Linked DNA regions of Homo sapiens: region 2 is linked to region 1. A link is an interaction called in ENCODE POLR2A ChIA-PET data of the cell type or tissue named here. Cell type or tissue: MCF 10A. All regions are shown on one strand. Each heading gives the region's core, and the rest is flanking DNA. Links, peaks and the distances in the headings are about the cores only.

Region 1 (4,400 bases), core at 199-4,198:
CTGAGCCTCCTCCACCTTCATGTATATGCAACCCAGTGGCCTACTTAAGAGTGAAAGTTTCTCTGAGAACTCCAACACCCTCCTAAAAATCTAAGTGTTCATGTAAGATAATCATTTGGATTTTATCCCAATTGTTGTCAATTATGCTCTGAACTTTATTATTACTGGGTTCTAGGAACAGGACAGATGGAAATTAGATAGCTGGGAAACATCCCAAATTTTAAAAACCTGAAAGCAAAAATGACATCAATCATCAAACCTCATTTCCCGGGCATTGTTAAAACCATCAGGCCTTATTTTAAAGCCAGACCAAGAAGCAGAGTTTTATAATCCAAGTAATAATATATTGTGGGACAGTGGTTTATAAAAAAATACAACACATCATTTCAAAGTAGCTGGGGGCCTGTTTTGACCTGAAAAGATCTATAAATGTGGCTTAAGAGTAGCACAGCTGGAACTAGCTCCAGTATTCCAGACTCCGCGTCCACTACTCTTAACCATTACATCAAGGGAAACTGCCTGGCAGGGAGGATTAAGAGGATATATTTAAAAAATAATCCAGATTCATTGTAGCATGTGTGGTGTCTTCTTTCTGGAGAGAGTTTTGGTTCCTCCATTTTCCAATACAATTGCAGGGATTTGTCTGTATGTGCTGCCAATTGATTGAAAGATCTCTTTCCCTTGAAACCATTAAAAGATCATAGGCAAAGTCTGTCTTGGGGGTTCAGATAATTTGGCTTCAAGGCAAGAGATTAGAAGATGACATATTGATTTACAATGAGGGGAACTGTTGGGTCTTCAGTTCAAACACCCACAAGCCCTGCTAATCTGTTATTACCATTATCATCTACATTTTCCACTTATATTTAAACTGAGCTTGTTGGAATAAGGATGTTATAACTTTTTTGCTGTTTAGGTTGTGGTTTCTCGATCAGGACCATCAACCCCTCATGTGAATTTTCTCCTGGACTCCCATCCAGTGTCTCCAGAAGTGATTGTGGAGCATACATTAAACCAAAATGGCTACACACTGGTTATCACTGGGAAGAAGGTAAGCTGTTCCCACAGGGAATTTCCATAGACGTGGTTTTTCCCAAATGCATATTTACAACCAGTGTCACTTGGCCCTTTATAATGTCTCTCTTCATCTTAAATTTACCCCTCCTCCATTAAGTTCTTTAGTGAGTATTCCAGAGATCTTCTGAAATCTAGTTAATTTGTTCTCCAAGAAAGACTAGACCTAAGGGAGGTCTTTTTCAAAACTTCTCCTTTTGTCCTATATTTCTCAACAAGAAAAATAAACACACAGAATGAGAATTACAGTCCTAATGACAGAGCTCTAGTGCAGGCAGATAAATCCTGGAAATGTACATTGGAATCCGACTCCAACCAATAATCCCTTTTCTCCTAGAGAAGAAAGTGCATCTTGATGCCAGAATGACATGCAACTTTACTTAGAATTTTCCAGAGATTCAAGTGTGTTTTCCCACCACTTAAATTATACTCTCTTGTTATTTTAAAATCATCTCAGACAGGGCACAATGTCCCTACTATGTAGAACCTCTAACATTGTGTGGCAATGCTATGCTCACTGGACAATAATGTTACTTTTTCACATACCTGCTAACAATAAAGGAAAGGAAGGAATCAGATTTTTAAAATTTTAATCACCGTTATGACAGGATTTGCACACATAGTTGCTAAGTCTAGAAAATTCCATCAAATGATATTTACATGTACCTTTTGTGTACTTACTTTATAATTAATTAACAAACTAGATACCCCTCTGGAAGCTCTTTCCACCCCTTCTCTTCACAGATCACGAAGATCCCATTGAATGGCTTGGGCTGCAGACATTTCCAGTCCTGCAGTCAATGCCTCTCTGCCCCACCCTTTGTTCAGTGTGGCTGGTGCCACGACAAATGTGTGCGATCGGAGGAATGCCTGAGCGGGACATGGACTCAACAGATCTGTCTGCCTGCAATCTACAAGGTAGGAATCTCTAACAGCTGGCATACATGTTTTTGTTTGGTGTTTTTTTTTTTTTTTTGGTTTGGTTTGGTTTGTTTTTTGTTTTTTTAGATACAAATCCCACTAATGAAAAAAATTTAAAAATCAATTTACTCATTTAGCTGTGAGTCATCAGCTAAAGCACCATCTCTCTCTTGGCTTTATCCCTCGGGCAGGGAGGGGGTGGTGTTTGGGCATCCCCCCAAGTCCTGCACCTGAAGTGCTTGCTTCACATTGTCTAGGTTCTATCGCTGGGCAGCTGCTCACCTTTAGTGCCGTGTGAATAAAAGAGTGGTGGTGAATAAGCAACAGTGCTCCCCATTTTCTCACACTGGGGCCTGTTCCCTCCTGACTCACCCACTCTCTGATTCCTCGCCACTTCCTATATAGGCCAAGTGCCCAGACATGAGCCTCCATCACAGAAACAGATCTGTTCATGGCATATCCTGGAACCCTGAGCTGAATCCTGCAAACTGGTGATCCCTGCCATGCTGGGGCACACAGGACAGTTTTCTTCCTGTCCGATGCATAGATGGTGGCCTTGTCTGTTCACAGATGAGACTGAAGATTATTTCCCGGGGTGAGGTGGGCAAGGCAAGTGGAGGGTCAACACCCATGGGTGGCTGTGAGTCTTCCTTCAGTGTTCCCAGAAAAAAAAGCAAAGGCTCAACGGATGACTATACTAACATCTATACTTCTGTAAGCCATGCCACTCTTTAATTCATTCCAAAAATATTTATTGAGTGCATACCATTTAGCAGGCTGCCCTCTAGTCCCTGAGGAGATATAGTCCAGAACAAGATGAGCACATCTCTTGCTGATAGAGAACTCAGTTTCTGGCAATGGACATTGGCTCTAACATCGCAGCCATGCTAACTGTGTTGCCTTATTTGCTTAAGCATATATTCGGCACTATGAAAATCTCCACGCAATTTTTAAAAATTTCTTAGTCCAAAACATCTTGCTTAAAAACACTTCCCTGGTGAGAACCCAGTGTGTATTTTTCTCTGTGTGCATGTAGAAAAGTTGGACTTTAGTAAATAGTTCTTATGAAAGATTCAAGTTAAAGGTCTCGGTCACCTGGTTCATGCCCAAGTAAACAAAATGTGCGAGTCAGAACAAGAACCACCCCCAAGTGCATGGCTGTTTTCATTTAGTTACGGTTTGGAGCAAGATTTGTAGTGGGTGACTGGGTTTTAAACCAAGTTATTTTCTGTTAGGTGTGACACAGTTATTAAGACTTAGCTTGATTGACCAGAGAATAAACTAAAGACAGTGACAAAACAAATTTAAATCTATACTGTAGTATTTGTGTACTTTTTTGTTGTTCAGTATACTTTTGGAACCGTATGCAATTTTATACTTTTATAAACAAACAACTTCAGCAATTTGAGACACTAGGAATCTGAACTCTGCTATTCCATGAAATAGATATGGAAAATATATGTGTGTGTGCCCATGCAATTAAATCACAACAATTTCATTTCAAAAATAACCAAGCTGGTATTTTAAGTAAAGAAAATGGTTTGATAACCTGTACAAATGAAACATTTAATTTTTACTAATGTGCTTCCTTTTACTAAGCATAAAAGCTATACTAAAATGCTTAAAAATAAAGTAAATATTTCAGAATTTTCTGGAACCAGAGAATCTCTTGCAATATTTAAATGTCCCTCCTCTCTCACCCTTCTTAACTCTAGCATTCTATAGTTGATGATTCTCAAAGGTTGCGTGCTACCATGCACAAGTCAGTGAGGCTTAAGCTGCAGTTAGGAAGGCAGGGCAGCTGAGTCCATAAATCCCTCTAGGTTCATAGTTGTTAGGAAGATTTCATGCTGCACCAGACTGTGACAGTTAGCATTCTTCCTGCAAAACATAAGACAGACTCGAGGTGGGTGTTAAGATGGCCGAGTAGGAACAGCTCCGGTCTGCAGCTCGCAGCAAGATCAGTGCAGAAGGCAGGTGATTTCTGCATGTCCAACAGAGGTACACGGCTCATCTCATTGGGACTGGTTAGACAGTGGGTGCAGCCCACAGAGGTTGAGCTGAAGCAAGGTGGGATGTTGCCTCACCTGGGAAGGGCAAGGGATTGGGGAACTCCCTCCCCTAGCAAAAGGAATCCTTGAGGGACTGTGTTGTGAGGAACAATGCATTCCGGCCCAGATACTACACTTCCCTATGGTTTTGGCAACTAACAGACCAGGAGATTCCCTCATTTGCCTACACCACCAGGACCCTGGGTTTGAAGCACAAAACTGGGCGGCCATTTGGGCAGACACCGAGCAGGAGTTTTTTTTCATACCCCAGTGGTGCCTGGAATGCCAGCAAGACAGAACCATTCACTCCCCTGGAAAGGGGGCTGAAGCCAGGGAGCCAAGTGGTCTAGCTCA
Region 2 (4,400 bases), core at 91-4,090, 76 kb before region 1:
AGGCCATCTCCACGGAAGAGACTGACAAGGCCGATGCCTTTGCCTTTGCCTGCAAAGCTGCAACACTGCCTCTCTTCTTGGGCTAGGAAACACCCAGCTTCTCCTTCACTGGTTTTGGAAGGCAGGCAAAAAGCAAAACAAAAACAAGAAAGAACCACCAGAGCACACACCTTTCTAGGTCAAATCTCATTTCCTAATACCAACAACAAGTTTGACACCTTTTCATTACCAGCCTTGGACTTAAACTCCACCCTCTCTCCAGAGTGGGAGTGGACCCAGATGAGCAACCCAATCGCTTATTCTAGGGTCTGGGCAGTATCCCCTACTCAGTTCCATGTTTGATTTGGTTACGGAGGGATCGTCATTGAGCCAGTAGCATCAGGACCTCTGTTCCACAGCCGCTCTTTCTACAAGAGTCTATGCACTCCTCCCCTAGAAGGACACCATCTGCCAGCAGGAGGAAACCTCTTTTCCTGCCACTGTCTGCCCTGGTCCTCCTTCCCTATCTCTGAGGCATCTGCAATCTTTCATGCCTGGCTCTCTAGCCTAGATAGTTCTAGAACACTGGAATATATTAAAACATTCATACACACACACAACTTCTTTCAACAGCATAAGAACCTAATGTTGAATTTTCTTGAGGTTTTTTTTTTTTTTTAGCTCTCCTGATAATTGCTCATGTGTGGACATATTAAGATCATCATTCCGCACTAGTGATCACTATCCGAAAGTCAGGGAAAAAATCAGACTGTCAAAATCAAAACAATTTCAAGTAATGAAGGTTTTGGGTATAAAATATGTGTTTAAGGGATTTTGTTTAAAAATACACTTTGGCTGTCACTTTAAAAAGATTCGACCAGGGAAGAAAAACCACTATGCATGATATGGAAGTAGAAATTTATTATAGGAATTGGAACTTGCACAATTGTGGGAAGAGCAGGGAAGGTAAAATTCTGAAAAGTGGAGTTAAAACGGTAGAGAAAAGCCACAGACGACTCAGAACTTACAGTGATTCCTGGGAGCCAGCACGTCCTGCTGCCGGAGTGGGACCTCAAAGCCTATGGAAGGTTGTTGGTTCTTCAGGTCTACGGCCTCTGTGAATTCTCAGCAAAGCATCTGGTAGAAGGCCTGGTAGAAGACCTGGGACAAGGTCACCATCAGGAGGGAGGGGGGTGCGAGGACAAACAGGAACCTGCTAACACCTCTGTGTCTGTTTCTATCACCAACAGGTGCTGATAACCTTCAGAACATGGCAGCTGCTTTCCTTCTGCCTCCCAGAACTCACAACTTCCCTTTGGACCAACTCCAATCTGAAATTATGTAGAAAGGGAGAGTCTGAAAAACATAGTCCCAAACATAACCAAGTAGACAATAGAACAATCTGGCACATTGATTGGTATTTTGACTTAACCGCCAGATCACCAGCAGCTCATTGTAGGCAGGCGCAAGTAAATATCTCACCTCAAATGCAACAAGTACAAAATGAATGCATCATAGTGTCCCAGGCTTCCATTAAACAAAAACAAATAAATAAAACAAACAAAAAGCAATCTTTTATCCCTCAGCTTTATTAATGCATAACTAACAAATAAAAATGGTATATATATTTATGGTGTACATCATGACATTTCTTTCCGTGTATACAAAAAGCAATCTTTCTGAGTACTGCTCAGTTACCACTACCTCTAAGTGATCCTGTGTATTCCACACCCTAAGTGTCCATCTGACCTTCCTCACTGCCCTGTGTCCCAGCAGTCTCTGCCTTCTATCAAGCTTTCCTCTTTGCTTTCCCGCATTAATGAAGTGCTCCTCTCTCTTGCCACCCTGCCTCCAATCTCGCCCTGCTCCAAACCTTCCATTAAACCACATGAATCTTTCTAAAATGTAAAATTCTGCTTATTTTACTTAAATTATTTTAGTGACTCCGTATCACCTATCATATACATCTTTCTTGGTGTGATATGAAAGACCCCTCATATATATTCTGACCCCCACCTACATTTTTAGCCCCTCTCCTGTCCTAATCCCAAATGCACTGTGCCCCAACTATTTTAAACTATTTGTAAAACCCTGATTATAGGATTATGTCAACACAGGAGTCTGTGTGCCTTCCTCCCCTTGCAAATACAGTTGCCTGACAAACTCCTTCTCATCCCATAGGATTTGACTCAAACATGACCTTCTTTGTGGTGTCCTCCTTGTTTCCTCACCTTCTCCCAATCCCCAAAGTCAGTCCATAACATTCTCCTAACAGTGGATAGCATGTGCCATGCTGTACCAGGTCTGCTGATTTACATGTCTGTCTTCTGTGCTAGTTGTGAGCTCCTCAATGTTAAGGACCACATCTCATTCATCTTTGTAGTCCCAGACACTAACACTTCCCAGGTGCATGGTAGGGGCTCAATAAACATTTGGTTAAGAAATTAATTGATGAATCACAAGATCTGACATGTTTAAATATTTTATTCCATATTTATAGCTGCTTCCATACAAATTATGATTCCCATAAAACATAGGTTTACATTTACCAAAAAAAAAATTAATTTGGGGGTAATCCAATACATGTACATGGCCAAATAATGAAATTCAGTTTAAATCTTGAAATGGCCCTAAATCATATGACCTCATTGATCAGATTAATAAGATTATTTCTAAATCTCAATTTCACCAGTGATGTTTAAACATATTTTTGACCTGCCATTGGAATACAGAACAACAAAGGAAACATCTGGTTGTTCTTAACTTTGGGGAGACAAATCCATTTGTTAACAGTAGCAATAGGAGAGCTGACAGAACCTGATAACAGCTCCAACACAGGGAGCTCAGCCCACAACAGATGGACCAGACACTTCAGGGAAAGCTTTAAAAAGATGTCTTTTCTAATTCAGGTTATACACTCCTTGAAAGTTCCTTCAACATAAGCATGAAAGTTTGCAGATGATTTTATCAGGTCTGACAGCTTTTTTCTAGAGGTTAGTTTGCAATTGCCTCTCGGGAATAGTTTGGTTGAATTTCACTGGATTTTGTAAGTAAAGGCAGGAATGTTTCTAATAAGTCAACAAACTGAAAGTCCTAAGCAGTTTGCATCACTGCCAACTTTCTGAGTGCGACCCTTGGCTGGTCAGAGTTTGTCTGTGTTCTTTTTTTTTTTTTTTTAATAACTCTTCATCAGCTAACCAAGGTTAACCCAGAGTTATTGCTATTTCTTCTACATGTTTTGGACATAGTTTAATAGTAATTATGTTTAGGCTCTAATGATGTAAAAAAAAAAAAAAAAAGAAAGAAAGAAAGCTCAAACCCTGGCCAGTGCAAAATTATTGGAAAGCATTTTAATACAACTATCTTAATCATATTTCTAAATATGTTAGTCATGTATAATAGTTACATTGATTCTAATCAAACTCTCCAAACATTCTATCCCTTTTCAATGCCATAAGACCTATATATTCCCTCTTAAACTGTTAAATTTTGTAGCCATTTTTAAATGGTCTAATTTACTTTTGGACTCACCAAATAAAAGATGCCTAAGTTGATTATTAAATCATTCCTATTGGAATAGAATAAAGTACTTAATCATATTTGGACAAGGCAGTAGTTAATAAGAACCACACACTGAAGTACTTTCTAATATAATGTCCCCTTACATACACTACAATTAGTAAATTGTTTGGTATATTGGCTTTAAATGGACTGGCTTCAGTAAAATTTTGGTTGATACTTAATATTTTTTAATTATTTTCACCAGACTTTGGAACTGTTTTCATAGCTGGAGAAACTGATCCACAGGGGTTAAATACCAAAGCACACATCAAGTTAGCCATAAAACCTAGAATTGCAGTAATTACACAAACTCACACACTCACAGACACATTTTTAAACTCCATCCTTAATGAAATGCTGATCGATGAAAAAAAATCACTTTATTTTTCTTGGCACATTATTTTCCAAGATAGGTTATTTTAGTGTCAAAGTTTAAATTAACAGATGGACTGGATAAGTTCATTTGGAAATGATGCTATAGTATGCTGCATAAAAATGAAAATTTTCTTTCCCAAAATTTACCAGAAGGTAAAAGACAGAGAAAGAAAAGAAAAATAAATGAACATGACTTTGGAGATAGAGGCATCGATAGGTCAAAGAGTTATGGAAGCAGCCTTCCAGGACTTTTTGGAAGTCTTGGCCTTAATTTCTCATCTTCCAAGAGGACAGAGATTCTCCAAAATATCCTCTCTTAGGACTTCTCACTGCCTGTCATCTGGTTTTTCCTTTATTTCTCACATTCCCTAGGTTCCCAAAGGAGAGATCAGAAATTGAGAAAACAGAGGCACTAGAGAAGGAACATTCCAGTCCCTCTTCACATCCCACAGGTCTGAGTCCTAGGCACCTACAGCCCACCACTT

What was found. ChIA-PET counts read pairs that join two places held together with the same protein. Peaks named below come from ENCODE experiments on the same cell type or tissue, not always from the same donor. Only the 100,000 strongest peaks of a DNase experiment are listed, where the experiment ranks them.
Region 2: POLR2A ChIA-PET joins it to region 1 with 5 read pairs; 2 of 35 experiments call an interaction of 5 or more read pairs at or near these places.

The regions. Positions count from the first base shown.
Region 1 is chr7:116,739,034-116,743,433 of GRCh38, forward strand. It overlaps MET (MET proto-oncogene, receptor tyrosine kinase), which reads left to right. Exons shown (of 21, transcript NM_000245.4): 4 at 917-1,051; 5 at 1,819-1,992. Among named protein-coding and RNA genes, the nearest start is that of COMETT, 53 kb to the left of the region's middle. In MCF 10A, for the core only: no CTCF peak of the experiment used is centred there; a DNase peak (open chromatin) is centred at 2,258.
Region 2 is chr7:116,662,732-116,667,131 of GRCh38, forward strand. It overlaps COMETT (cytosolic oncogenic antisense to MET transcript), which reads right to left. Exons shown (of 5, transcript NR_165033.1): 2 at 1,008-1,310. Among named protein-coding and RNA genes, the nearest start is that of MET, 7.3 kb to the right of the region's middle. In MCF 10A, for the core only: no CTCF peak of the experiment used is centred there; no DNase peak of the experiment used is centred there.